2 separate regions of the Mus musculus genome follow, and region 1 is linked to region 2. The links are chromatin loops, found by intact Hi-C in ENCODE. Cell type or tissue: heart. All regions are shown on one strand. Each heading gives the region's core, and the rest is flanking DNA. Links, peaks and the distances in the headings are about the cores only.

Region 1 (15,189 bases), core at 2,996-10,995, 92 kb after region 2:
ACACAGTGTCTACTGGGCAATGTGAACTTTTGTTGCCCAGCTTGCCCAAGTCTATAATAAGGCTAGTTAAACATTTCTAGTGTTTCCAAATATTCTTCATGATATTTCCCACCCACCCCCAATGAGCTGCCTGCTAAGTAAGGGTGGATAGACCCAATGCCCTTCAATCAGTTTGGATGGGGTTCAACCTCTTTTGTCCCGTACAAAAGAGCTGGGTCAGTCACTTTGGTCAGTCACTCCCTCTGCCACCTCCTGATAAGGGACCCGACTCTGAGTCCCTGACCCATTCCCAACCTCACCAGCATGAACATGACCTTGGAGTAGTTATATAACTGTTCTGGTCTTCTATTGCCTCACTTTGACTATGGGCACGATAACCAGTGCCCCATCTCCCAGGGTGGCTGTACCAGTAAGATGAGCCAATAGCCCAAAGGCAGGAGGACATCCCCAGGGAAGAAGTTGGCAAGCAATCGTTTATGCAAAGGGACAAGTAGTGGATACTGTAGAGTTTGGGAACTACAGTCAGAACTCTGTGGACTGTTCTTTTTTGTGTGTTGTTTTTTTATTGTATATTCCTTGGAAACCTTGACAGTTATTGTCAACCTCATGGGTGGCACAGAAATCCATGGTCAGGGCTTGACACACAGGCCATAGTCTCCCAAGCCTTGCTATAGGCAAGCTACAGGTGAAAGCCAAAGTTAGGGTGAACAGTTGAAGGAAAAAAACCTCTAAATGTAAGAAAATAACATGAAACACATATAACCATACATGTATGTGTTCTGGAGCACATATAACCATACAAGTATGTGCTCTGGAGAGTTTCTGACTTTTGGCCCACACTTGTGAAATTATTTGAACCTCCATTCATGTATCACAGGGGTAAGTTTTCATCTCTGTGGCAAATACCAGAAAGAAACAACTGACAAGGAGTAAGTCGGCCCTTTGGGCTCACATCTTCAGAGGTTGCAGCCCGTGGTTACCAGTGCCCACGGTGAAGGGAAGCACCACCCAGTGGTGGCCAGGAAGCAGAGAAAGTCAAGAAAGCATCGAAAGCAAGGTGAAACTTCTTAGGGCACCTTCCTCAGTGACCCACTTCCTCCAACTAAACCCTGCTCCCATCAGACACCATCAAGTTATGAATCCATGGATGGATGAGTCCTATGAAAAGGTTAGAACCCTCATGATCCAGTCACCTCCTAGTGACATAGTCCTCCAACTGGGAACCAAAGGCATGAGTTTTTGGGAGCATACTTCACCTCCAGACCATGACAGCCACTTTGTTCCAGAAACCACTCTACAACCTCTAAGCACATCACGAAATAGACCAGAGTGTCTGTCGTCTCAGTTGAGCCTGGAAGTACCTCACAGTATAGGTGAAGTTCTCGGCAGGCTCTTCTAGTTTTCTTTCTGCTGCTGCGATAAACACTGAGACCAGAAGCAACTGGAGGAGGGAAGGGTTTAGCTCAACGTATACTTCTCCCAGCCTGTCACTGAGGGAAGTCAAGGCGAGACCTCAAGCAGGAGCTGAAGCAGAAGTCATGGAAGAGTGCTGCTTATTTGTTGTGGACAGCCCTGGGGCTAATTATATTTGAAGTTAATTCCTTTCTCCTGTGAGGGGTTGGGAACACGGAAAGAGTCAGCACTCAGGTGATTTCCTGTAAACCTGCTTCCCACCTTAATTTGTAAAAAAAAAAAAAAAAAAAAAAAAAAAAAAAAAAAAAAAAAAAAAAAGGAGAGCAGATGATTGGGTAGATAAAAGGGAAGGTGGAGCGGAAGGGGGGAAGAGAGAAGGAGGAGAAAATGGAAAAGGGAGAGGGTGCAGAGAAAGAGGAGGAGGAGGAGAAAGAAGGAGAAAGAAGGAGAAGGTGAAGGCAGAGAAGGAGGAGGAGGAGAAAGAGAGAGAAAGAAAGAGAGAGAGGAAGGAAGGAAGGAAGGAAGGAAGGAAGGAAGGAAGGAAGGAAGGAAGGAAGGAAGGAAGGAAGGAAGGGAGGGAGGGAGGGAGGGAGGGAGGGAGAAAGAAAAGAAAGAAAGAAAGAAAGAAAGAAAGAAAGAAAGAAAGAAAGAAAGAAAGAAAGAAAGAAAGAAAGAGAGAGAGAGAGAGAGAGAGAGGGAGGGAGGGAGGGAGGGGGGAGAAAAAGAAAGAAAGAAAGAAAGAAAGAAAGAAAGAAAGAAAGAAAGAAAGAAAGAAAAGGAAGGAAGGAAGGAAGGAAGGAAGGAAGGAAAGCGGCCAGAAGCACATGGTCTGGAGAAACCGCAAGTTCTAAGGGGTCTCATTGATGTGGAAGATGGTAGTGTAGCAGTAGATCTGCCCAATCTAGGTGCACAGTATTTATTCATATTAATGGAGTTGTGTTTTCATTGCTGGGGCATATTTGGGTTGGAGAGTTACCCTAACACACACTTATTGACTTGATCCTTGGCTCACATTCAGCTACCTTTCTTTGTCGTTGTTGTTGTTGTTGTTGTTGTTGTTGTTGTTGTTGTGTTGTTTTTCAAGACAGGGTTTCTCTGTGTAGCCCTGGCTGTCTTGGAACCTTCTCTGTAGACTCTGCCTGCCTCTGCCTCCCAAGTGCTGGGATAAAAGGTATTCACCGCCATCACCCGGTTCAGTTACCTTTCTTAGATAGCCAGGCTTACTCCCATATATTTGGTACCATACAATGGGACCTTCCTACATCGATTAGCAACCAAGAGAATATATCTACACAATTGTCTTCAGGTCACCTTGATGAGACTTCCAGCTTCCTGGACTAAGCAGAAGTTTTTACCCAATCCAGCTTTCTCAGACAGCCATTGTTGAACTACCCAGCCCAGGTCTTAATAAGGCAACCTAGTAACTTCCCTCTGTTACATAAATTAACACTGAAAGTTCTGTTCCACCAGAGAACTCTAACACACTCACACCAAAGCCAACACTCATGGTCACATAGGGAACGGCTCTCTCTGTCTCCGATGACGAGTCAGGTCCTTGCTTCACTATGTATGTCTCTCCCTTCCTAGCCTCGTTCCTAGTTTTAAGATACCAGAAGAGACTCAGAATATGGAAAATAACAAGGAATGCCTATTGCATTCTCTTTCTAAGCATTTCCAAAGAGAACCAGTCGGTCAGTAACTCTAATCTGTACTAGAATAATAAAAGCATCCCGGCATCACTCACACACACACACACACACACACACACACACACACACACACACACAGGAGGTGGTGGCTACTGGATACCTCTTTCCATGGCTGCCAAGAACTGAGATACAGTGCAGTAATGCAGCTATGTGGCACAAGGTTCTGAGATGGCAAATGAGCTCCTGTCTTTGGTTTTTTTTTTTTTTTTTTTTTTTTTTTTGTTTTTTTTTTTTGTTTTTTTTTTGCAGAGAGGATGTGTGCCTTTCAACATGAGGGCTGAGCCTAGCACGTTCACTTCCTGTTCAGTTCCGGTTCCTGTTCTAGTACAGCCTCCTCTTGCACAGAGTGTCAGCTGTCCTGGAAGTCACGTACTTCCAGAGGCCCCTTTGTCTCCTCATTTCATCATCTGTAACAGTCATTCCCAGCCCAGAGCACAAGCACTGTCATTTCTATTTCAATACACGTTCTCTCTGGATCATGGTGTTCTTCACTTTATTTCATCTTTGCACGTAAGGATAAGTCCCAGAGCTCAGCCCAGTGGTCTCAGCACATGGCAGAGCACAGCAGAGGAGAGGGCTGGTGCCTCAACACAAACCACGCCTCCAACATGGAGGAAGGATCCTGGAAACGCCTGACCCTGGACACAAAGCAAGAAGCCTAGAAGGCTTGAGGGAGTTAGTGGTCCTCCCTGGCAAAACAACAGAAAGGTACCAACCACGAGGGAATGAATCATCTGTGATATTTTTCCTCCCGAGAAAGAGTACCTTAGACATGAAAAGCCTGCGGGGTCCATGCCTAGCAACCATTACACACAGGATAATGGTAGATTCTAGGAGCAGAAGTCCCGGAAGACCATTTCTGTGGTGAAGTGTCTCAGGAAAGGAATGTGGTGGGTTAATGAGCCTCAGAGATAAGTGTTTTCTGTGGGAATGCTGCACAGACATCACTTTCTTAACAAAAGTACAAAGAGAGAAAGTCAATGGCAGGGCCTTCCTTCCCGGGAACTCTGGAGATACGGGTTAAAAGCCACTTGGGAAAGAGCAGAGTTTGACAAATCCGTGACGCACACTAACTTCGGAATGAAAGCTGGATTTAATGACACTGTAGATAAGGGTCTGCATGATCTGGCCTTAGCTATTCATTCCAGTGCTTGTCTGTGTCACTGTATTGCATGTCCCGCCTGTCTAGTAACCTGCTTATAGCTTCTCAATACATGGTCCCTCCTCCCTTCTCCTTCTCCCTCCTCCCTCTTTTTCTCCCTCCTCCCTTCTCCTTCTCCCTCCTCCCTTCTTCTCCCTCCTCCCTCCTCCTCCTCCCTCCTCCCTTCTCCTTCTCCCTCCTCCTTCTCCCTTCTCCCTTCTCCCTCCTCCTCCTCCTTCTCCCTCCTCCCTTCTCCCCTCCTCCTCCTCCTTTGTCTCCTCCTTCACCTTTGTGCCCTTGCATTCCCTGTGCTAGAAGGGCCTCTCTCCATTTCATAACAGAGCAAACCCCCACTCTTCTTTCACCACAGTACAAATAATCCTCTGTGAGGCTTCTCCTGACTCTCATGGGCAGTTATTTCTCTCTTCTCCCTTTAAGGAGTTATTTTATGTGTACCTCTCTTCCCACAGTCTGAGCTCCCGAGCAATAGAGGTTGGGCCTCCTTCCTATTAGCTCCCAAGCCTAGCCCAGGGCTTGAGCACAGTAGTCACTTAAAATGATGAATGAGTGGATAAATGCATGACTTGGAACCAACCTCAAGAGCCCAGCAGTGATCTGGTACTGTGCTCAGTGATATCCGCTACAGAATCTGCAAAATGACCTGGTGGTGGGCAGGGAAGAATATAAAACTCCTGCTCATGTTTGTTTATCACAGGTTATCCATGAAAAGTAAGCTTTTCTTATATTTCACACAGACTGGTAGACATGCATGTATTTGGTCTGTAAAGAACCGGTGTATGTGCTTAAAATGCAGACCACAATTATAAACAAAGGGGAATGCATTCAAAGAGTCCAAACAGGGAAAACATGAACAAATGGAGGAGTAGGGGAATTAGTCTTGTGGAAAAGGCGAGAAGGACATCAGTCGACCAACAGAGAGGGTCATGCATAAGGAGTAAGAAGCTAGACAAGTATGGGGCAATAAGAACGAGGCTCCCCTCATGAAGACCTACCAAGGGATTTCTGCCCTTGTCTCCAGTATTGTTAAGCTAGGAACCAGCAATTAGGAGCCCAATGGAGACTCTCAGGCATAGGTAACAAAATAGGAAAGAAGAGGGACTGGGAGGAGGCTTACATTCTATAGTGTCCTTCTAGAACTGTTCCCTATCTGTTTGAAGGGCAACACACCAGGCCTCCGCATCAGGCCTGTCCAGCACCAGCCCGCAGCTTCTTAGAAAAGTCTATTTATAGCCTCTTGCTATTGCAGCACGCTGTGCTGTCGCCCTGTCGGTGGCTTGCCAGGTGGTGTGAGCCACTGCTGGGTGAGTGACCATCTCCTGGCTGCTTCCTGTTAGCTTAGGGAGCAACAAAGCAGGTGGATTTGTTTGTCAGTTGAGCAACCTGCCCATGCCCTGCCTAACCTGATGAGTTCCCCTTTAAACATTAACCGCTTTCTAAAACCTATGTTTTATGCTCAATGCCAACCAGGGCTGGGGGGGAGGGGTGCAGTAGAGAAGGAAGAAGAAAAAGAAAGAAAGAAGGGAAGGGGACCCTTTAACAATAAGTCATCTTCACAGTATCTAATAAATGTCCCCTGGGCTCTGGGAGCTGGAGACGCCATTTCCATCCTCAGAAACTGATCCCTGGTAAGGGAAACACATCTGAGATGTAAAACGGGAAGAGTGGAGGCGTGTCCACGGCTGTCACTGGGCCTTCTTCTGAGCTGCTATGCTCCCAGGATCTCCGTTCCCAGGACAGTGGATCTTAAACTTTAGTAAATAAAATCGATTCAGTGGCGCTAATGGTTTTGGGGAGCTGGTAGGACAAGGCTGCGAGTTTTTGAGGTGGAGCCACAGTTCTTTGCTTTGTTCAGCTTTCTGAGAGTGTCCAAGGTAAGTGGTCATAATCACAAGGGGGCGCTGCGCTTCCAACGTGTGAGGAATGACATGGGTAACCCTCAGGAACAGAGGAAACAGCAGGAGGTTAGAGAGGAATTAGGGGCAGGAAGTGGGAATGAGACAAAACCCACGCTGCAAACTAGAAAAGATGAACAGCCATTGCCAGAGGCACCGGGGTCATGCAGCTGGCTGGTGTCTGTGGTTTAGCCTGGTTCATGGTCCTTAGTGTGAAAACTATGACTTAGCTAAACAAGCACTCAGCTCTCTGAAGGCAGACTCACTACACAGAAACGTTGGACAGAAACGCTTCCTTTAGGAGCCAGCCTCTCCTTGGTCACGCCTCCCCTTCCTTACAGACCTCCTGGTTGTAGTCTATTGCTGATCTCCAGACTCCAGAGTCGCTAAAACCCAAGGGAATGGGAAGGAAAGATGAATTATTTTCTGCAGCTTCCGCAGCTCTTGGCAGCTCACAACTCGAAGGCTAGACAGACAGACAGCCGCGCTGCCTGCTTCCATGAAGAGGCGCTCCAGTGGCCACTAGTGACCTTGTCATCTCCAGATCTTGCTCCATCCTCGTTGCATCAAGACATGTTCCTCTTACACTGAACTCAAGACGCGCTGATTCCCTTGGGATGTGAGCAGTCCAACCCTCGCATCATTTCTTAGCATGTGTTGCTTGCGGCTGCTAAGCCCCGCCCCACCGTTTCTAAGGTGCACTTTCCCACGTTCCTCTCACCTGCGTTGCTCACCCCTGCCTGTGAGTTCCTCCTCCCCGAAGCCTTCCTTTCCATTCTTCCATTTGAAGACCCCTACCTCATTTTTTTTCTTCCCTTCATTGTGAGTCTTGACCTGGCGGGAGTGATGTTTGCTCGGATGAGTTCCACCTAGTCTAGTCCAAATTCGTGGGGAAGAGTTCTCATGTAAGCTTCTTGAGCCTAATGGTTAGGGACCCCACTAGTCCGAGTCAGACCCTCAGCTCTACCGTCCTCCAGCTCTGCCACCCACCTGCCCTGAGACCTTCCAGCTCTGCCACCACGGGCAGGTTCCGTCACTCCCTAAGTCTCCATTTCCTCACCTATAAAGTGGGGAAAGAACCATACTTAGTGTTCTGGGTAAATAAGCCAAGGCTTGTCCAGCCTATCAAGCATAACCGTCAGTGAATGTTTGCCCTTCTCGTTATGAATATTTATATCCTCACTTTTACTCTAATCCCTACGGGTTTAGTCTAGTAGATGCTAATAATGTTTATTGAATTAGCAATTAAGATATATAACTGCATCCATACATTACGACATTTTTAAAAAGGCATGAGCAACTCAATATATCCATTCATACATAAATATTTTATGCCCTTTCCTGTCTGTGAGGATTTGCTTAGAGAGGAATTTATCTAACTAAGCTCAGGTGGCCTCCTCACGCCCCTCTCCCTTTGTGCCTGTCGCTTCAAAGTGCTCGCCTCACTTCTGTGCCCGTCCTTCTGCTTGCTGTCCTGCTGCTAAAGAGCCAAACTGGAAAATGGTGGCTATTTAAAAAGGACCTTAAACTGTGTCTCTGTCCTCTAGAGGAAATAGCTGCAGGATTCCACCAAGTCTTTTGCTGTTTGAGCTCAGCATATCTTCCTGTCTGTATCCACCTTGTGAAATGTGGGCGAGGGGGACTAACTGAACCCTGTTGTCCCATTTAGTTTCCATGGTCTATGATTATCTTCGTGTGGGGCTGAGTTTTCAACCTTTATTAATATAAATTGATGACTACTCAGGCTTCTGAATTTTAATGATTTGACATTATTATTATTATTATCACTATTATTCCTGTAGCAAGAATGAAATGTCCATTCAGGAGACACCATATCTTGACTTTTTAATGGCTCTCCTCTACGTGTTGGGTGGGGCAGGAAGCTTCAGCTCCCATCAGCCTTGTTGCCCTGACAGGAAGAAAGAAAGCTCTACCGTGACCTGATTGCTTTAACTGTACGCAGTGAATTTTCAACTTACTGTATTTTCAAGTGACATTAATAATTTTATGGAGACCAAACCCTTGTTGTTAAGTCGCTGTTGTCCTAATTCCCTGATGAAGAAAGTCTGAAAAAGGAAATCGGTGGGGTGGTTCCTGCTCGCCCAGCCTCGTGCTTGTTTGTCTGCTTACCCAGAATGCCTAGAGGTGATTGCAAGGCTGAGACAAAGGTCTGGAAACTGGGTTGCCGTTCCTTTGACTTCAGGATTTTCTGAGAAAAATTAGCAAAGGTGCACTAAGCTCTGATTGAAAGAAAGAAGGAAAGAGAGAGAGAGAGAGAGAGAGAGAGAGAGAGAGAGAGAGAGAGAGAAAGGAAGAAAGGAAGGAAGGAAGAAAGGAAAGGAAAGGAAAGGAAAGAAAGAAGGAAAGATAGGGAGGAAGGAAGGAAGGGAGGAAGGAAGGGAGGGAGGGAGGAAGGAAGGGAGGTAGGGAGGAAGGAAGGGAAAGATTCTCACTAAATGATAAAAATTAAGTACATAGGTGCTAAAGTAGTCACCAACTACCTGTTCTTGTTTCAGAGAAAGTAGCTGTAAGCTACTCCCTATCCCCAGAGACCTTTCAGAGAAAGTAGCTGTAAGCTTCTCCCTATCCCCAGAGACCACAGTTTAGGGAGTCTGCAGCCTGCTCCTCTGCACTGCCTGAGACAAGAAGAGCATCCTACGGTTCTGCTCCGCCAGCTTTGGCCTCCTCATCCCTCTCGCAAGTAGGGTGGCTTTTGGACCAGTTTATCATCTTTTAGTCCATGTTGGTTTTGAAGAGCATTTTTTTAAAAAAAAATTTTTTTTCTCCTTAAGATTGTGCAAAGTACCCACTGGGCCCAGGCCTGTCTTGCCTACACAGGGTGGACCGTGCCAGCTCTGTCTCTGCCCTCCCACTGCTCTTGATTGATAGCTAGAGATGACTGTGGGTAGTCTTTCCTGTCTCCACATGGAACCCAGAAACCCAGTAGTAAAAGCATCATGCACCCAGTGACGGGACCATCAATCCTCTTCCCTGGGCGCTGTCAGAGGCCAGGAGGCAGGAAGTACAGCAGGCCCACGGGAGGAGAGGCAAGCTGTGACATAGGATGACTGTCCCTTAAACAGGCTGTCCCTCCATGAGGGGAGAAAAGGAAAGAGGACAGCCAGCGACAGACTATAGAAGAGCAAAACCTGGAGGAAGCATGGGACTACTGTGGATCTGGAATATTCTCCAAAGGCCCGTGTATTTAAAGACTTGGTTTCCAGCTTGGTGCTTTGAGGTAGAGTGGACACTGAAAGAGGCAGAGGGAAGTCTTTGAGGTACCAGAAACAAGTCCTTGAAGGGGAGGGTGGGACCCTAACCTTGCTCTTTTGTGTTTCCCTACCTGGCCATTTAATGAGCTGTTTTCTCTGCTCTGTGCGCCCTGACATTGCTATATGGGACTCCCACCAAAGACCTAAAAGTAATGGGTCTAACTGACCACAGGCTATATCCCTAAACCGGAGTCCAAAATAAACCTTTCTTCTTCATAAGATAATCATCTCACATGCGTGTTATAGTAACAGCAAGCAAACAGCACAAGTGGCCCATTGAGGAGACAGCAGGGTTTCCCCAGTGTTTCAGCCCCAGTGCCTCTGGCTGGTCAGTGGTGGGAGGGGCTCTCGGGAAGAGATGCTAAGTGATTTGGACTTAATCCTTTCAGCGTGATCTATCATCAGGTAATTAAAACAGAATTGAAAAGAAAAATAACGTGAGCTTTAAGTCTTCCGATCCAAAACAGCCTGTTCAGCCACCACCCTAAGGGTGAGCAAATGACTGTAGGTTAAACTTGAGAAGAGATGAGGGAAGTACCCTAAAGCCAGCAGTAGGTGCATCCTGGCTGCAACCAGGAGGCGTCATCCCACATCTTCAGGGCACCTGACCCCATTAACAAAAAGCCTCAACTCTGCGGAGTCCGTTTTGCCGCGCTCTTGGAACGAGGTGAGCTGGGTGTTACCTAAGTCATAACTGATAGGGGGAGGCCCTGAGACAGGAGACTCCTGCAAAACCACTCTCTAAGACCGAAGTGGTTTGGGCAGCCAGATTGCAGCTTGCACAGACATCTGCAGAGGGTTTACCTAGAAGAAAACGTCCGCTTGGAGTGCCTCCGTGTTGTTCGCTGCAGGTTAAACTTCAGGCAGAAACACGGGGACGTGAGGAAGAGAGGGCATTAGCAATTGATCAGCCAGAGCGGATGCCATGGTCAGTTTTGCTGCTGCTGCTGAACACGCATGCGGAGGAAGTGAGGGAGTGGCCTATAGAGTTCTGGCTTCCTTGCGTGGCTGCTGGCGGAGACATTGATGAATTAAACTGGTTTCTCTAGCTGCACGACCTGCCAGAGCCTTTAATACACTGATAGACTGTGGATTCAAATGACTAATTTGTATATACTATTCCTCAAGCTGATTTACTACCAAATCCCTGGCTACTTCCTGGCTCATGCTATCTACATGCCTTCCAAGGCCCTGCAGAACTGTTAGAGTCCACTCCGTCCTAATGTCAAAGAGGACATAACCGGCTTCCAGGGGAAGGTCACGGAGGACTGCAGCCACACAATACCCCCAGCCCCCTCTTCTTTCCTGCTGAGTCTTGCCCCTCAGCCTTCATGTAGGGGCCTGCTCCCACAGTTCCTAGTCAGGACCTGCCCTGCTTCTCAGTGATCTCTGTAAGCAACTGGACCAGGCCAGTCGCCTGTCTGTCTGTCTGTCTGTCTGTCTGTCTGTCTGTTTACTACTTAACTTTTAAATTCATTCCTTTACAACTTTTTGACACAGTGTCTTCCTCTCCGGTCCAGGCTGTCCCTAACCTCTCAATTCTCCTGCCTCAGTAAACCCCGATTACAGATGTGCACCATGACACCTGGATCCTTGCTGTTTTGTTTCTATATGTGTGTATGTGTGGCTATATGTGTTCATGTGTATGGCTTGTAGTGGTCAGCGGTAGAAGCTGGGCGTGGTCCTCCATCGCTCTCCATTTCATCTTCCTAGGCACCACTTCTGGCTGAACCCAGAGCTCTTCAATTCCACCTAGTCTAGCTAGCCAGCTGGAGACTGCCTGCCTCCATTTTCAGAGCCCTGGGATGGATCGCCACACCCACCCTACTTTAAGTGGCTGTGAGGATCTGAACTCTGGTTCTTACACTCAACCGTTACATGCTTTATCCACTGAGCCATCTCCCTAGCCTCTCCTTAACATTTTAACCCTTGTTATAAGAACTTAGGAAGAGGGGGCCAAAGCTACATTATCTATACGCTTTTGTTGACATATCTTTGCCCTATTAAATAGTTTTCTTTCCCTGTCATTTTACATTTTCTGTTCTGTTCATTTGGCATATAGGGAAAGTGTCCTTTTTGTTCTATGATCTACCTCTGCTAGTAGTAATTATTTTCACTAGCTCCTGCTAGCTCCGGGGGCTCAACCTGCTTAACAATTCTTCTGTTATCTCCCTTGTTTTCATGTCTGAAGTTTTTGGTTTTCTTCCTTTGCAAACAAAGAGAAATTTGTTTTTGCTTTCGTATATTTATTATTAAAATCATGTGGGTGGCTTTGTTTGTTGTGGTATGGCATTCGCAGAATCCTTTGCCCAGAGTACCCTGCATAGCTGCTGCTTTGGTGTAGATATGCTTCTGTGACCCAAGAATTGAATTTCTCAGTGCAGTGCTGTGAGAGGTGATGAGGTCTTTAGGAGGTAAGGCCAAAGACTAGGGAGACTTCTTTGGTAAAATTCTCGCCTTTCAGTCATGAAGACATCAGTTGAGATGCCCAGTGCTCATATTTTTAAAACCTGAATTCAATGAATGACATGTGCCAATAATCTGAGTGCTGGAGAGACAGAGACAGGACCCCAGCAGTTCACCCAGTTTAGTGCAAACTGCAGGTTTAGTGGGGGATCCTAGCTCAAAAAATAAGATGGATAACAAATGAGGAAGATACCCAATGTCAACTGCTGGCCTCTATACACATAGATATAGATGTGCACAAATGCACATGAAACACACACACAGACACACGTACAGAGTAGAGCTATGTGAAAGCGGTTAAATCATTATAGATGCTCTTTTAGAAGATTAACATAGTTTTCCAGTAGACCCAGTTAGTTCCTGTGTGAGCCAGTTGCTATACAGAGCAAGCCCTTCCTATTCTCTAGCCTCCTGTCTCACAGAACTAGTCTCTCCTCTTACACATGATCCAATGGTGACTTCATTTACTGTAATGCCATGGGATCAGGGAGGCTATGGCAAGATCAGATGCCTTAGCCTTCACACTAGGAGCTGGTAAACTTTTTACTTTTAAAGTACCCAGACTTAGGCGTTTTGTGTTAGTCATGGTAACTGGTATAGTATAGGCCAAAGCAGTGAACGGAAGCAGTTTTCCTCTTTGGGGGAAGGAATATGTATATTTCAGAACTTCCAAAGATACTCCTGAGTTCTCTTTGTAAAACAAAAGAACAGATGAATTCTGAAAGTACCATAATACGTTTTCATGTTAATTCCCCAAATCCTCCATTTAAATATAAAACTGTCCTCTAGCTTCAAGCTTTTTTTGCTCAATAATAGATGTATGTATGTATGTATGTATGTATGTATGTATGTATGTATGTGTTTGTTTTGTGATATTGGGGATCAAATTTAGTGCACTGCACACACAGTCTGGGCAAATAAGCTACAACCTCAGCCCAATATTAGTTTATTGAAGTTAAAAAATATATATCTTCCTAGGTTCTACACACACACACACACACACACACACACACACACACCTAAAATTCTCATTTAACTCAAAAACAGAAGCAAAAGCAAAACAATACAAGCCCTTCATCCTCTGAGCTGTCAGTCTTCCCAGCTGCCTTTGGAGATCAGAGCCATCTGTGAGACCCCTGAGGGTGTGGTCCATTTCAGTCTGTGCAGAGATAAAGCACACTTCCCTCCTCCCCCTGCTCTTCCATTAGGATTCTGAACTCATCCCGACATGAAACAAGGCCTCCACACACATTGAGCTAGTTTAAGCTGACTTAGTTCTTTCTTGCCATTCTGACAGTAGAGTTCGATCTGATTTGTGCTTTTTTCCATTCTGCATTCAGGTCTCTTCTTGTGTGCGAGTCTTCTCATCCTCATGGGCTGTTAGAGACTTCCTGTAGTCCTCCTCGGCCCTCCTTTAAACATACTCCACTCAGCAACAAGACAGACATCATCTTCTGGAGGGAGGGAGCACTCACTTCTACTGGCGTGCTCCCTCCCTCCTAAGTCACACCAGCCTAGGGTATCAGATCTTTCCCAGGAGGGCATGGTATAGCCCCAGCCAGCTCCCCTCTTCAAGAGCAGCATTCAGGCTATTGTGCACGTGAACCCAGAAGCCCCAACTCTTCCTATCGACACTTCAGCTATGACACTTTGTCATAAAAAACCTTTAAGCAGGACCCTTGGCTTCACCTCTGTCCTGGTTTTCTCAGGTTATAGTCAAAGTTTCTTACAAAGACCCTTCTACTCTACCTAGCTCTCAATGAATGGCAGCTCACTGGACCGTTTAGAGATTTTAGAGATTGGTTCTTGGCCATAGGGAAGCTGCCACATAGCTGAAGTGATGGGCATACCAGGTGGAGAATTGTGGCTTTCTGCTAGTTGAGCTGGGGAGTCACGGGGTTTGCATTGCATGTATTAAAGACAGAGCCTTGCAAAGTGAGTTCATCATAGCTTCAAAGGATTTTTGTTTATTCACCCACTGAGTCATCTGACAAATATCTAAAGAGGGGGATATACACCAGATGGGTTCCGTGGCGTCAGGGTCACAGGAGAAAGGACCTCAGACAAGGTTCCAGCACGTGTAATCCATATTCTGGTGTTGAAAGGAAAGAGGTAACATGACACACAAAATGCTCATGGAATTAGTCTCTAGGAACATGTCATTTACACACAGGTCCAAATGATTTTTTAAAACCCAGCATTTGGTATGCAGAGTGTTCTGGAGGAGAGAGATGAGGAGCGAAAGCCAGAACCCCTAGCACTTGAATAAACTACAATAAGTAAAGAAAACCATATGGCTGGGTCTGATGAGCAAAGAATTGGAGGAGAGGGGATTATGTCAACGAGGAAGAACGAGGAAGACACAGCCTGGCTTAGTAAGACTTCAGTAATTTGGCATGAGATATTTGCTATGTCATGATAATACAAACCTATAACCCGCAGCACTTGGGAGGCTACAGCAGGAAGATTGAGAGTTTGAGGACAGCCTGGGCTACATAGTATCCTAGACTTTTCTGAAGAAAAGAAAAGATAGATTATCGTTCCCACTAAGAACGGAAGGAAGCCACGATGTACATGTCCATAAGGGTAACATTGGACACTGTGCTGTCCAGGGGTGTGATTATGTCACGATGGGATGTTCTCATAAATGAGACTAGAGCTTTTAACAAAGGGGCCCCCACAAAGGAGTCTTGTCCTCTATCTGCCACATGAGGATCTTTAACTGGGAAGAGGGTCCTCACCAGAACCTGATCTTGTCAACACCTGACCTTAGACTGCCAGCCTCCGGAACTGTAGGAATTAAACTTCTGTTGCTGACAAGTGACCCAGACAATGATGTTCTGTGACAGTAGCCAACATTGACTAAGACACCCAAATGAGTCCCTAACAAATTCTAGACATAGTGTGTGCATTCTCTGGTCTATACTATAGGTGCCTTGACAAAACAAACAAAACAAAACAAAAAACCATGCCCCACAGACCTATAAGACTAAATATGATAGTAGAAAATACTTGTGTAGGGTGGACTCCAGAAGTGTCTGGTATGCTAACAGTGCAGATCCCAGCAGGAAAATGGCTTCCTTCACCTTCTCAACAACGTATAATTAATGCTTCCGTAAGAAGAGCTTTCTCTTTGCATAGTTGTTCCTTTCTTTACCTGATGCCGTTACGTTGGCTAACATGTAATGAAATAGTTAACAACGGGAAGAGGAACTTTACCAAATAGAAGGTTCTTTGAAAATGGCAAGACTGCTCAGTTCCCTGACAAGTCCTCT
Region 2 (15,189 bases), core at 4,135-12,134:
ACTACCTCTGCCTTTCCTGAAGCTGAAGTCATGGGAATGAACTATTCATTTGCACAAACTTGGGCTCATAGAGTCTTAGTTACTGGTCCACTGCTGTGAGGAGATACCATGACCCAAACAACTCTTATAAAAGAAAGAATGTAATTCATTTTAGAAGGTCAGTCCATGATCATCCTGGCAGGGAACAAACAGGCATGGTGCTGGAACAGTAAATGTGAGCTTCACATCCTCATTTTCATGGAAGGAGGGAGGGGGAGGGAGGGAGAGAAAGAGATAGACAGAGAGAGAGAGAGACTAGGCCTGATACAGGCTTTTGAGACCTCAAAGCCCAACCCCAGTGACACACGTCCTCTAACAAGACCATATCTCCATATTTTTAATCCTTCCCAAATAGTCCAACCAACTGATAACCAAATATGGCAGCCGTTTCTGGGGGGGGGGGCATTCTCAAACAAGTCATCAATCATCGTATCAACTTTCTCTAGACACATTCTTTTTACTAAATACTTAGATCAAATTAAGTGTATTTTATTTTATGTAAATGGGTATTTTGCCTGCTGTCTGTCTGTATACCACATGTGTACCTGCTGCTGATCAGGCCAGAAGAGGGCCTCATTGGATTCCCTCGAACTGGAGTTGGTTTTGAGCTGCAGTATGGGTGCTGGGTCCTCTGAAAGAGAAGCCAGTATTCTTAAATGCTGGGCCATCTCTCCAGCCCCCTCCAGATGGGTCTTTTAAATCCACACCTCAGATAGTGGCAGTGGTAGTTCCTCTCCATGACAGTTGGTAAGCTTCCTACAACCCTGGTACCTTAGTTCCTTGATTGTGCATATCCCCACACCTGTACATCATACATAAGCAAATACAATACCTGTACACACAAACATGTTACACATGCTCACACACTTTGCAATCTTCTATCTGATCTACTTTCTTTTTCTTCTTCTTCTTCTTCTTCTTCTTCTTCTTCTTCTTCTTCTTCTTCTTCTTCTTCTTCTTCTTCTTCTCCTCCTCCTCCTCCTCCTCCTCCTCCTCCTCCTCCTCCTCCTCCTCCTTCTTCTTCTTCTTCTTCTTCTTCTCCTTCTTCTTCTTCTTTCTTCTCTTTCTTGAATCATCCAATTTTATAGAAAGTTAAACACAGTGCTTAAGTTCAAACCCACAGGGGTGGGATTTTCCAGCAGCCACATATTTACAGAATTATTTATTTATTATTTTTATTCATTTGTGTATGTACAGGTATACATATGTGCACACACATGTGGAATCCAGTAGTCAATCTTTCTCTTTGTTCCTCTTCAGTCATCATCAGCCATGGTTTTTTTGTTTGTTTTTTGGTTTTTTTTTTTTTTTTTTTTTTTTTTTTTTAAGACCAAGCTCTCCTTAGCCTGGCACTTGCTAGCCTGGCTGGACATGCTGGCCAGCAAGTCAGAAGGAGGTTCCTCTCTGCTCCCATCTCTGTCTCCCTAGCTTTAGGATGACAAGCACATACCACCACACCACACTTTTTAATGTGGATTCTGGAAATTGAAGTTAGGTCACATCTTCCCAGCCCTGGGAATTAATTAAGGTGAAAAAAATATGGTATTTTAACGGATGTCTAGGACTCCCATGATGTAGTGTGCATTGTCTTTTTAATTCCTATAAATTCATGAGCGACTGCCGTGCCAAGAAAAGGGAGACTTTTTAGGAAGAGATGATCTATGACACCATGCTCTAACAGCAACCTGGGCTGTCTGGGCCAACTCGGACAAGGGAGGCCATTGAGAGCCCAGATGGGCGGACAATCGATGGCATCTTTACAAGGATGTAGCTGGAGTGAGTTTCAGTGAGCCCCAGGACTCTTTCCCTCTGGCAACATTTCCCATCTTGATGGGCTGTGGTTCAAGGCCTTTACAGTACACACGCCTGGGCAACTTCTGTTCGTTCTCAGTGTCTCCCCCCCCCTTTATTAAATAAACTTGTCTTAAAGTAGAGTTGTTGTAAACCCCACTCCTCCATGAACATTTTAAAAACATCTACTCTGACTTCAAAAGTGCTCCTTATGGGCTGAATTTTGTCCCTCTTCCCAGCTCATAGGTTGACATCCTAACCCCCAGTATCCCAGAATGCAATTAGTTGGAGGAGACAAGGTTCCTTTGAACAGGTAAACTGATGCAAAATGAGCTCATATTCATGGGCCCCAATCCAAATATGACCTTATGAAGAGAGGTGGCCAGGACACAAATTCACCCAGAGGGAAGACCGTGTGAGAACACAGGGAAAAGATGGCCACCTGTAAGCCAAGGAGACCGGTTCTCTCAGAGAAACAACCTTAAAATATATATATATATATATGATCTTACTCAGCTGTCAGGGCCTCAGAACTGAAAAACCTGTTTCTGTGGTTTAATCTGTCCAGCCTGTGGCATTTTGTCATGGCAGTTCTTGTAAACTGATGCATGTCTCTGAGAAAAAAAGAAACTATTCTGTAGACAAGAACTACTCCATGAATGGATATATTCAAAGCCATGAGGACAAAGTAGAAATGGCATGTTTAAGGCCTTTTTAGAGTCCTAGATGACACATTTACCTTTTTGTTATGTGTTTGTAAAACTGTTATGTAAAAAAGGTACCCTGGACTGGGGAGATGACTCATCAGTAAAGTGTTTGTTATGTAAGTCTGAGGAACTAACTGAACTCAGATCCCCAGCACCCACATAAAACGTTGAGTGTGGCAGCTTGTGTCTGTCATCTCAGCACTGGGGACGCAGAGGCAGAGGATCAAGCCAAGCCGGTGAAGTCCTAGGTTCAGTGAAAGACTGTATCTCAAAAAAGTTGGGTGGGAAGCAATGGACACCTGACAATGACTCCTACACACAAGAATACACATGCACACACATGTGCACACATCTGTATATATAACACACATATGCATGAAGAAGGAAGGGGAGGAGGGGGAGGATGAAGAGGAGGATGAAGAGGAGGAGGACCAACTATATTGAGCCAAGTGAAGTCACAGGTTTACAGTACTAGCCCTTTGGAGGATGAAACTTAATAACCATCCTGGACTATATAGCAAGACCCTGTTTCATACAAAAGAAAAATAATGTCATGAAACAATTGTCTATTCTTGGAACAGAAGTTTTTGACCCTGCCCCACTAAGGACAATTATGTTGGGAGATGCTCCGCAATGACTGCTGATACTTAGACTCCATCTCCAGAATCGCTGGATAGCAGCTTGTGTTAGACATCCAGCCCCCAGACCAGGGACTTCTAATGAGTGCCTAGGGTTGGGGAAAAAATAGTTGGAAACCAGTTAATTAGAGAAAACGCTGACAATTAAATGTTTGCAAAGGGAGTCATTCTGTTTTATCTCTCCAAAGATCCAATTTCATACACCACCGTACATTGCTCTAGCACTGTGAATACACTTCGCCCTCCAAGTATGGCTTCCTTTCTCCTGCCCCTCGGTCCCTGGGGAGCTGGTTGATAATGCTCTATGGAGCGAGAACAGACGCCACTTAGTAACGTCTTCGCTACTGATCACGGCAAGTTACAAGTTTCAGGGCACTGTCTATGCAAAGAAGAAAGTGCATTTGGAAAGGGGCGCTTTGCAGCCCACATCCCCCTAATTAGCAACTGGGCCCTGTTGGCCTCCTTTGGTGGAGCTGGGGTGACAGCCAGTTCCCTGGAACTTGGCAGCCAGTGAAAGCCTATGGGTGCCAATTAGCTTGAGCTGCCTTCAACCCTGAGCTACTTAATGGTGGCTTTTTAATGTTTGTTGGTTTTTCATTAAAGATTGATCTGACTCTGTGGATTTCTAATGTCCTTTTATTTGGTAAATCAATCTTAGCCTGGCAGTGTCACATGCACAGGAAAACTTTGGCTGGAAGTGACTTTTGAAACTCAGTTGCAGAAGAGGGATGGAGGGAAGGATGAAGGTGAGATGACAGGCCAGGCTCTCCTCCAGGATGTGGAATACCCAAAAGACCCCGAGTCCCAGTTCCAGGAAGAGGGTGGCAAGAGGTGATCCCATACAGCTGCAGCAAGGGCAGGCATTGGAATTCTGTCCTTGTCTATGTGGCTTTGCAGTGACTGTCTGCATTGTTAAGAAAGGAAAATGAGCGACAGAGAAAGAGATTTGGCAACTGTACACTCAAGTTTCACTTCAACCTTGGTGTCTGGCAACCAGGACGTAGATGGGTTCAGCAAAAGTGCTTACCTGGTCTCTTGAAAATTCTGATTGGCTCAGCCAGGCAATCAGCCTAAACAATTGGATGGGGTCCCTTTGGGATAACTCCAGAGGAGTCTCACCCTTGGCCAGGCTCCCACCTCTAATTTATCTTGTTCGTAACAAGATATCCTGACAACAACTTTTGGCAGGAGCTAGTGAGGGAAGGACTTGTTAACAAGCCTGTCTGGTAACCTGCTCCAGGTGCAGCTGTTCTGTGCTCTATTAGAGCCAAGGGTGTTCAGCTGGGGTACCCTTGATTATCCGGGGCTCAAGATCCAAGGAGGAGAGACCCCTATGCACATAGCTAAGAGAAGAAAAATAGTTATGGTCTGTAATCCAATCCACCAGGGACTGGGTAATTAAAAAAATATATGGCTCATGTTGAAGAGTATTATTTATATTATATATTAATTCTATGTAATTCTATGTGTATAAAATTATACATGGGCATTGAATCACAGTAATTATTAAAACACACAGGTAGAAAATTGACAATAGTGTGTGGTGACACTACCCATAAAATATATATGTCATACAAATAATTACATATGTACCTGTGATTGTGTGTCTGGTGTCATAATAATTATCAAGACACACAGAGAAACATCTGAAAACCATCTATTCAGAGGGCTAATGTTAGCCTTATTGTGCGCTTGAGTGCCAAATATATATCTAATGTCCTGTTTCCAGGGGTTCAACAGTAGTGTCTAGTTAAATATCAGGTTCACTGGGAATCTTGGAGAGTGGAGACTATTGAACACTCTCTGGTTAACTCTGGGCTTACTAGCAAATGCCCTCTAATGCACCCTGATGGCATATGTGTGAAATGCCTCTGTCTCTTTACCTGCTTTCAAAGATGCATCTCCAAGAGAAGCTTGGATCCCAAATTTGCTCCGTTCACACCTCAGTTCCACAGGTTACGTCACAGGTTTTATTTCCCACAGCAGTACATTGTCCAGTTCTATCTTAGAGACTGATGTGCACAGAGAAAGAACCTCCTGTTCAAAAGCAATTTATTTTAAGATTCTATAAATGTATACAGTTTAGTCCATTTAATATATATACCGTTCTAGACAAAACATAAAGATAATAGTGTTAAAAGGAAGTATTTAGACAAACAGAATTTATTGGAGCATATCCGAGCAAAGACCATTGTACAGACTGGGCAACATTCAAACAAACTGAGATTCTTCACCCCCAATAGGAGCGGCAAACTTGTATATGTTCAATATGGGGGCGAACTGGAGGAGAGATCTGATTGGTCACCCTAGGTTCTTGCCATAGATGGATGGCTATGACATAGAATTTACCTTATTTGGATATGAACCAACGTGAGGTTCTTAATTATATAACTCACTGGTTGGCTTACTGCCTATGATTAGCTGAGGCTATTTTTAAAGCGAGTTATGAGAAATATTTCCAAGTAAGTTCTGGGTCGAATACTCACGAAGTCTTGTTGAACAGCATCCACTCAGCTCATGGGGTGATTCGATTTGTTTTTCCTCATGATTTTGTCATGCCGACTGGAGTGAGGTCATTTCACACACAGTGAGTAGACACGTACATTTCACACACAGTGGGTAGACATGTACAACCACTTAAGACAGGGAGATAGAGTTTGACAGGGAGACTATGGTGATGACAGGAAGATGATGGCAAGAGAAATGAAATGCCCTTCACCTATAGAGCCCCACCAGCAAGGTCCCTGAACCAAACCAACCATAATTAAGGAAGTCAGGCAAATGGTTCTCCACCTTCCTAATGCTGCAGCCCTTTACCACGATTCCTCATGTTGTGGTGACCCTCAACCATAAAATTTTTATTGCTACTTCATAACGGCATTTTTGCTATGGTTAGAAGTTGTAATGAAAATATCTGACACTCTGGAGGTCTGATATGTGGCTCCCATGGAAAGGTACATTAACCTGTGAAGGGGTCGTGACATACAGGTTGAGAACAAGTGCTTTAAGTGGTCTCTTCATGTGGTTCATCTCTTTCCATGCAAGAACCCATCATACTATCCCAGCTGCTATCTTACTCCAAGGCCTGATCTCACCTGCACTCATAGCCTCTCTCTCTCTCTCTCTCTCTCTCTCTCTCTCTCTCTCTCTCTCTCTCTCTCTCTCTCTCTCTCTCTCTCTCTCTCTCCCCTCCCCCCACCCCACTAAAGCTCATCCTAAAGGGTTAGCTGTCTTCTCCAGGAAGCTATCTCTTGCTCTCCCACAAGAACTATATCATTTCATGTCTAGACTCAGAGATCTCAGACCCGGATGAGGAAAGTGAGCTGTGGGTAGGAAACAGAGTCTCAAGGCTGTGGGGAGGGGGGTGTTTGGAGATGGGGTGGCCTGTCAAACTCCCTACCAGCTAGGAAACGAGCTTTCCAAACATAAGCCCCGTGGAGAGCCATGCAAGATTCAGATTGTAGATCGTGCATACTGTTGGTCAGTGAAGGCTGGGCTCTCTCTCACCTTCACAGGCTCAGAAGCTGAGGGCAAAGCCAAATAAGAGAGAGGTTGCTAACAGTTAGAGAGGACGCAGTTCTGTGTGCCAGTCCTGACCCCAGCACCTCCTCATCGGTGAGATTTACATTCTTAATCTTCAGCTTCGTGAATCCAATCTCTTTGCACCACTTCATAGTGCTGGACATTTCTTGACTAAGTGCAAGAACATTTGATGGTAAATACTTGGGCCTGAGAAAGTCATGGTCTCTTACAAGTTAATAAATGTGCCTTGTGAATTGGTTCTTAATTATCTCTCGTGGCCAAACCCCACGATGTTACAGAATTCCTGCCAGGCATGGTGGCACACACCTTTAATCCCAGCACTTGGGAGGCAGAGGCAGGCGTATTTCTGAATTTGAGGCCAGCCTGGTCTACAGAGTGAGTTCCAGAACAGCCAGGGCTACACAGAGTTGCAGAATTCCAAAGGATGCCCATATGTCTCAAGTCAGATGCTAGAACCCAGCCCTTCTACCTAAGTCGGATTCCAAGGAATCCTATGTATGGAACTCAAACCACAGTCAGCCTGCTCTGCTCTTAGAAAGTGGTCACAAGGAGGCCCCAGCTCTTAGCTACTGTGAGCTCTGGGCCTGATGTACCAGAACCCATCGAATAAATGAGGGGATGCTGGGAAAACTGAGGAATTTTCAACTATCAGTAAAGACTGTAGACACTACCTTACATTATAGTTGCCCACGTATTTGAGCACCTAAAATAAATATAGAAAGGGCGGCCCTAACCCCACAGTGGACACATAGGATATGCAGTCTATGGCATGGTATCAGGAGAGCTGCATTCCATTCTCATCACAAACTAAGCTTGGCTTTATGTTTTAAGTTTGGCCTAAGGGTTTTTCTGTGTCTAATGAACCACAGCCTAACTTGATATGAAAACATCACTATAACTGGAATTGTAGCTGAATCCCAGCCAGTCACAAGCAGCCAACTACTGGGACCGAGTTCATGGAAGACAGAGCTATGGCCAGTCAGCCTTTTCGTGTGGCTTACTTTGTTTTCTGTGTCACTTCCTTTGATATGCCGGGCAGGGCTTTCTGGACCTTTCTTTGTCAGTTAGCACTATTGTCTAATTCTGGAATGGCAAATAAAACTAATTAAGATCTGTGAAATTAGATTTGCTGTAATTTTATCTTCTAATTATGCAGTCTCTTTAGCACTTAATTCGGTTCAGTCGAATAAGAGAGAGCCAGCGTCATTCATGTGAGAGAAATTAAACCTGAAGAAACTAAGGACTTAGCCTTAAGGCTGAGTGTGGTTCAATTCTTTTTTTTCTTTTCTTTTTTTTTTTTTTTTTTTTTTTGGTTTTTCGAGACAGGGTTTCTCTGTGTAGCCCTGGCTATCCTGGAACTCACTCTGTAGACCAGGCTGGCCTCGAACTCAGAAATCTGCCTGCCTCAGCCTCCCAGGTGCTGGGATTAAAGGCGTGCACCATCACCGCCTGGTGTGTGTTCAATTCTTGATAGAGCTGTGGTTAACACAAGGGCTAATGAGAGAGAGACAGAGACAGAGAGACAAAAAGAGAGACAAAGAAACAGAGAGACAAAGAATGAGAGTGAGTAAAACATTGCAGTGACAGGCACGACTATGCCAAGACTGCCTGTTGCTGCAGGAGCTTCCCCATCACACAGGGGTTTGTGGTGGATGGAAAGTGATAACATTAGCCTAGAGTCCGCAGCCGTGCGTGTACCAAAGCCCCATTGGTTAAAACACTGATTCCTTGAGAGTTAGCAGCCATGCTGATTCTCGAAAAGGAGACTACCTTCCACTTCCCTCAAGCTAGTATACATCCGTCATGTGGATTCTCTTCCCCATGGCTACCAACAGCAGCGTCCATTCTGAGCTCCTACACAGGGGAGGCTCTGGCTGAAGGAAGAAGTGACTTGTCTTATGGTTTCTATTGCTGTGATGAAACTCTGTGACCAAACGCAGGTTGGTGAGGAAGGGGCTTATTTGGCTTACACTTCCATATTGCTGTTCATCATCAATGGAAGTCAGGATAGACACTCAAACAGGGCAGGAACCTAGAGGCGGAGCTGATGCAGAGGCCATGGAGGGCTGCTGCTTACTGGCTTGCTCAGCCTGCTTGCTTTCTTTTTTTCTTTCTTTCTTTCTTTCTTTCTTTCTTTCTTTCTTTCTTTCTTTCTTTCTTTCTTTCTTTCTTTCTTTCTCTTTCTTTTTAAAGATTTATTTATTTATTTTTATTTATGAGTACACTCTTGCTGTCTCCAGACACAACTGAAGAGGGCATCTGATCCCATTACGGATGGTTGTGAGCCAGCATGTGGTTGTGGGATTTGAACTCAGGACCTCTGGAAGAGCAGTCAGTGCTCTTAACTGCTGAGCCATCTCTCCAGCCCTCAGCCTGCTTTCTTATAGAACCCAGGACCACCAGTCTAGGGATGATGATACCACTCACAATGGTCTGTGCCCTCTCCCATCAATAACTAATTAAGAAAATGCCCTACAACTAGATATCCCAGAGGAATTTTCTAAACTGAGGCTCTGTCCCCTCGGATGGCTTTACCTTGTGTCAATTGGACATAAAATACCCAGCACATAATTGATTGTTTTAGGAAATTGTCTTAGCTACAGTTCCTATTGTGGTGAAACACCATGACCAAAGACACTTGGGGTGGAAAGGGCTTATTCAGCTTACACTTTCACAGAACTGTTCATTATAGGAAAAAGTGAGGGCAGGAACTCAAACAGGGTAGGAACTTTGGAGGCAGGTGCTGACGCAGAAACCATGGAGGGCTGCATGGAGGGCTTGCTTCCCAAGGCTGGCTTGCTCAGCCTACTTTCTTATAGAACTCAGGGTCACCAGCTGAGGGGGTGGTCCCACCTACAGTGGGCGGGACCCTCCCCCACTGACCACTAATTAAGAAAAAGCCTTACTGAATTTTATGTGCTTCCCCAATTCCCAAGAAGGATGGCACAAGGAGTCCCTAATGTCAGGCAATTTCCTCCAAAGGGCTACAGTGTGGAGAGCTTTTGGGGGCCGCTTAGCAGGAATCTGATATTGGCCAAAGACAAGGAAGTAATTTCAGGCAGGAGTCTAATTTGAGTAGGCAAGAATAATGACTTGGGGCTAGGACAGGGAAGTAGATTCAGATATCTTGGTCATCCTGATAAGCCCTTAGGAACAAGTGATCAGGGGACTCTCTTTACTGCCTCGCTTGTTCCTTGACTATTTGTGTTTATTGTACTGCTTGCCCTTATTACCTGCACGTATTTAAATGGTATAAAAGCAGATTGGAGAGCCGGGCGTGGTGGCACACGCCTTTAATCCCAGCACTCGGGAGGCAGAGGCAGGCAGATTTCTGAGTTTGAGTCCAGCCTGGTCTACAGAGTGAGTTCCAGGACAGCCGGGACTACACAGAGAAACCCTGTCTTGCGGGGGGGGGGGGGGGGGGGGGGAGGATTGGGAAAAAAATAAACCTGCCTCAGCCTCAGAGCCTCAGAGCCTCAGAACTGGCTGGGGTCATGCTACAATGTTGTCTTATTGTCTTTTTTTCTTTTTAATCTGCACTCCTGTGCTGGAGAACCTGTTGAACGAATGTCCTGGCTTGGTCACTACAGAGCATTCCTGCTTTTGAGGTGTTTGCCATTCAGTAGCATTTAAAGGCATTCAGCATTAGAAAGTGTTAAACACTATTCAAAGACTTAGGCAGGGATGGAAGGGCACAATGAAAAGGCTCCTCTGTGGAGGTGACATTTCAGTGAGGCCTGGGTGACAGGGCTTCTCCCTGTGTAGGAGGATCAGCTACAATACAGCTCTCATGGAGAGAGTAAGACCGAGGAAGACAGCTTAAAGGAGCGGTCCAGGGTGAGGACAGGGGTGAGACAGGGAACTCCATCACTTGGACCTTACATTCCAATTATGTCCAGTGAGTTACAAGTAGGGCCAGATGGTAAGCTGCTTCTTCTTGGAAGCTCTTGACAGCTCTGGGGAGTACAGGGCAAGGCGAAGGGAGTCTAGACATGACGTTCTGCAGTGGGCAAGAAATGCTGGACACTGGGGTTCCAGGTGTTGGGGGCGGGGTGGCAGGGACAGGTGGTGTTTTAGGCATGGGATGTAGGAAAACACAGGGAATCTATAATAGCACGCTATTTTACTTCCTCCAGCCCTGGTGATGTGTCTTCCAAATGAAGTTGATGTCTTTCCCCTTAGGGACAGGACTGTATGGGAGGCTGTGTCTCTTTAAACAGTGGAATGACTCTCAGCCTGAGTGATGTGCATATTTAGAGGCTGTCCACTGCGTTCATGCGTGTTTACATTTCTTCTTAATCACCTCTTCTCCTCTTACATTTCCATTCGTTCAATGCGGCTGCTTAGCAACGCCACAGTCAGGAGGGTCACACACTCTGTATGAAGGCTGTGTCTTCACTAGGGCGTCTTGCTTGTCTGGTCGAACACCTGACCTCACGTGCTTCTTCTTAACTTCACAGTGCACACACGAAACGGTACCTCCCTACCCCAGTGTCCTTGCCACAGGGCTTACATAAGGTTGCACACAGTGCAGGTTCACTGGAGGAATCCAGCAAGCCCTGGCTTCCTGCTCTCTCACCAAAGAACCTTTGGGCAGTTTATAATGGGCTGTTCATTCAAGGACTATTGTTTAAGCACACACTATTAATCACACACCGTTCCAGATGTGATAGTGACAACAGGGAAGTAGATACGGCTCCTGCCTTTGTGGCCCTGATATTCAAACAGGAAGAAATGGGATGGGATAAGCAAATAAATGACATAGCTTTAGCTTTCTTATGGCAATAATAAAGTAGCACCATGGGTTAGAGAGTGATGGGTGTTCCCAGACGGTCTCCACAGCTGGAGACACTGGCTCTGAGATCCAGGATTTTAGAACAAGATGTTCTTGGTCCCAATACTGTAGATATTATACCCATTGTTGTTTCTAAATAAGATGGCCGAGGGAGAACCCTGAGAATAAGTATTTTAATTAGCTGGATTTATTTATTTATTGCCAAAGGATGCGAATTCTGAAGGTCTTTCTGCTTCAGCTGCTGTTTTTGGAGAATGCTCATTACTTCTAATGCACCATAGTCAAGCTCCTGGTAGAGTCATAGAGAAGGGAAAAAAGGCTGGCAAGCTTGGAGCATCGTTTTAAGATCTAAGGTCATTATCTGTATCCCAATACGGTGTTCCATATATTGACGAATATGTGAAAACCGTCTGGGCCGAGTTGGATTCTGGTGACAGTGTGATTAGAACAGATTATTGTGATCTAGCCAGCGATAGAGGAGTCACCAAACTCCTGACATATTGGTCTCTGGATTTGAATGTTTCATCTTTCCCTCTCTGTCTTTGTGTTAGGCATTTTTCTACCAGTGCAGCAAACACTTGATATAAAGCAACTTACATAGGGAAAATTTCATTGTAACTTTGTGGTTTCAGAGGTTTTGACTATCACTTAGCTGCATCGATTCTGGGCCTGTGGTGAGGCATAAAACAGCTCACTTCCAAACAGACAGACAGAGCTCCAGTCTATATATACCCTTCAGATGCATACCTTCTTAGGACCTACATTCTCCAGCTTCCAATAAGGTTGTTATCATTACGATCAAATCACCACAGTGATTGGATTCACCAGTAGGGACTCAACCTTTGATATATGACTCTTTTGGTGGATCACTTCATATAAAAATCACAACAAATATCTTGACTCCTCTTGAAAATACAATACATACATTTTCTTTAATAGTTGCCAAATCCATTATCACAGACATTTGCATTTAGGTTTTTAAAAATGGTTATTATGGGGCCAGAGAGGCAGATCATAGATTAAGAGCGCTGGCTGCTCTTTCAGAGGACTTGGGTTCAATTCCCAGCACCAACATAATGGCGCATAGCCACCTATAACTCCAGTTCCAGGGGATAGGGTGCCCCCTTCAGGCCACTGCAGGCACTGCATACACATGATGCACAGACATACATACAAAACACTCGAATACATAAAATAAAAACAAATCTTTAAAAAGGTGTTTAATAAAGTTGCAAAAACACATGAAACTCAAGAAGAATGAAGACCAAAGTGTGGACACTTTGCCCCTTCTTAGAATTGAGAACAAAACATTCATCGAAGGAGTTACAGAGACAAAGTTTGGAGCTGAGACGAAAGGATGGACCATCTAGAGACTGCCACACCTGGGGATTCATCCCATAATCAGCCTCCAAACACTGACACCATTGCATATACCAGCAAAATTTTGCTGAAAGGATCCTGATATGGCTGTCTCTTGTGAGGCTATGCCGGTGCCTAGCAAACACAGAAGTGGATGCTCACAGTCAGCTATTGGATGGATCACAGGGACCCCAATGGAGGAGCTAGAGAAAGTATCCAAAGAGCTAAAGGAGTCCTCAACCCTATAGGTGGAACAACAATATGAACTAACCAATACCCCGGAGCTCATGTCTCTAGCTGCATATGTAGTAGAAGATGGCCTAGTTGGCCATCATTGGGAAGAGAGGCCCCTTGGTCTTACAAACTTTATATGCCTCAGTACAGGGGAACGCCAGGGCCAAGAAGTGGGTGGGTAGGGGGTTGAGGGGGAGAGGGTATGGGGGACTTTTGGGATAGCATTTGAAATGTAAATGAAGAAAATACCTAATTAAAAAATATTTTTAAAAAGTGTTTAATAGCAGCTGTTTTCTACTGTACCATAACAAATTATCACACACTTAATGGCTTGAAACGACACAAATATCTTTACGGGCCCAGAGATCAGATGTCTAAATGAGTCTTGTTTAATACAAGGTTGCAGTGAGCTCTGAGCTCTTGAGGAGATCTTCTTTCCTGACCCATCCAGCTCCTAAAGGGACACTCAGCTTCTTAGTGTGCACCCGTTCTTCTGCCTTCCAGGAGGGTGGCACCTGAAAATCCCTCACCCCAATGCTGCCTTCATGACTGTCTCTCCTCTCCTGACTCTAACCCTCCCATCTGTCCCTTTCTTATAGCAAGCTGTGATAGCTCAGATCTTAATTGTATCCCAAATATCCAGCCAGTAAAATGTTGTCCCCAGCGTGGTGCTGTTGGAAGGCGGTAAAACTGTTTAGAGGCTTCCATGAGTGTTTAAGTCACTGAGGAGTGTGTGCCCTTGAAGGAGATCCTGAGATCCCGGGGTCCTTGTCCCTCTTCATGCTAATCAGGAGGGAAGCTATGTTGCTCTGCCACACTGCTGTACTTCTCTTATGATATATTGCTTCGACACAGACCCAAAGCGCAGACTCGAACCTCTGAACCTGTGGCCATAATATAGCCTCCTTTATTTCGAATACCTCAGGGGTCTGTTACAGTCCCTGAAGATGAACAGGTCCTGTTTCCTGGCAGTTTCCCGGATCCCAGTCCAGCAGCAACAGCCAATTTCAAGTCCTGTAAGTCGATTGCCTTTGCCAGGTCCCTGTGTCCTTTTGTCCTGTGAGGTAGCATAGCCACCCGTTCCAGGAGTAAGAGATAGTCATTTCTCACTGTAATCCGGGCCACAGGGTTTTCAGTCTATCATGACTATCGCCTTCCTAGAGATATTTGTTCTGATTTGTGATTAGAAACCTCTGTCTCTGGGCCCAGATTGTACTATCACATAAAATCCATTAGAGGTCCAAGTGTAACCAGCCATCAAACTAGGTTCAAAAGTCCCCCAGGGAAACATATGAGGTTAGACCCGGGGCAAGCATGGAGATGCTGTTTCTGGGTGGTCAACCCGAAATAAGAAGCTAACCTTCTGCCTGAATCCCTTAAGCCTTAAAGCTGCTGGAACCTTCCTTAGTTTACATACACATGAAGCTGAAGGCATCCGACGGCTGAATTATAAGGTAGGTGTCACACCACACTAAGTCAAGACTGAATTTCTGCTCAGTTCCTAAGAAGTCTGGACTTTCTCTGAGTCCAAGCCAACAAAGGCCGCCTGTCAGCCCTGCACTCTCAAGCAAAGGCCTCCCCTCCCCCCACCCAAAAGGTGTTGCTTGCAGTACTGGCACATTGTGTGTGTGTGTGTGTGTGTGTGTGTGTGAGAACTGACCTTATTTTAGAATGGAAAAAAACCACCGCTCAGTATACTTTTAGATAAGAATGGTCATATGACTTGTTATTTAGGCCAAAGTCTTTCCTCTCATTTTCTTATATAATCAAATCACATAGAGTTGAATTCTGAAACTAGGAAAGAGACAACTGACCGCTAAAGTCTCTGGCCAGCTCTCAAGGTTGGGATGAACTTTCTGAAAAATCAAAACAAAACAAAATAAAACAAAACATTTTTTTCACCCTTTGTTTCATATAGAAATCTTAAATTCCCTCCTTTAATCACACGGTTCTCCAAGGTGCTACTGTATGTATGTATCCTTTGGAAATATTGACTTCTTACCCTCCTCCCCCAGTGTGCTCACTCAGAGATTAATTCTCCTAACTCATTTGACTTCACCGTTTGTGATGATAATGGTCAGAG

What was found. A loop is a pair of places that touch in the nucleus more often than their neighbours do. Peaks named below come from ENCODE experiments on the same cell type or tissue, not always from the same donor. Only the 100,000 strongest peaks of a DNase experiment are listed, where the experiment ranks them.
Region 1: it touches region 2 in a loop (2.1-fold over the local background); 2 of 42 quality-filtered maps call a loop at or near these places.

Annotation. Positions count from the first base shown.
Region 1 is chr8:35,196,833-35,212,021 of GRCm38, reverse strand. No RefSeq gene overlaps it. Among named protein-coding and RNA genes, the nearest start is that of Gm34474, 14 kb to the left of the region's middle. In heart, for the core only: a CTCF peak has its summit at 6,179 (motif pointing right); DNase peaks (open chromatin) are centred at 5,521 and 6,201; H3K4me3 peaks cover 1,204 bases; H3K27ac peaks cover 4,273 bases.
Region 2 is chr8:35,289,680-35,304,868 of GRCm38, reverse strand. No RefSeq gene overlaps it. Among named protein-coding and RNA genes, the nearest start is that of Gm34647, 36 kb to the right of the region's middle. In heart, for the core only: no CTCF peak of the experiment used is centred there; no DNase peak of the experiment used is centred there.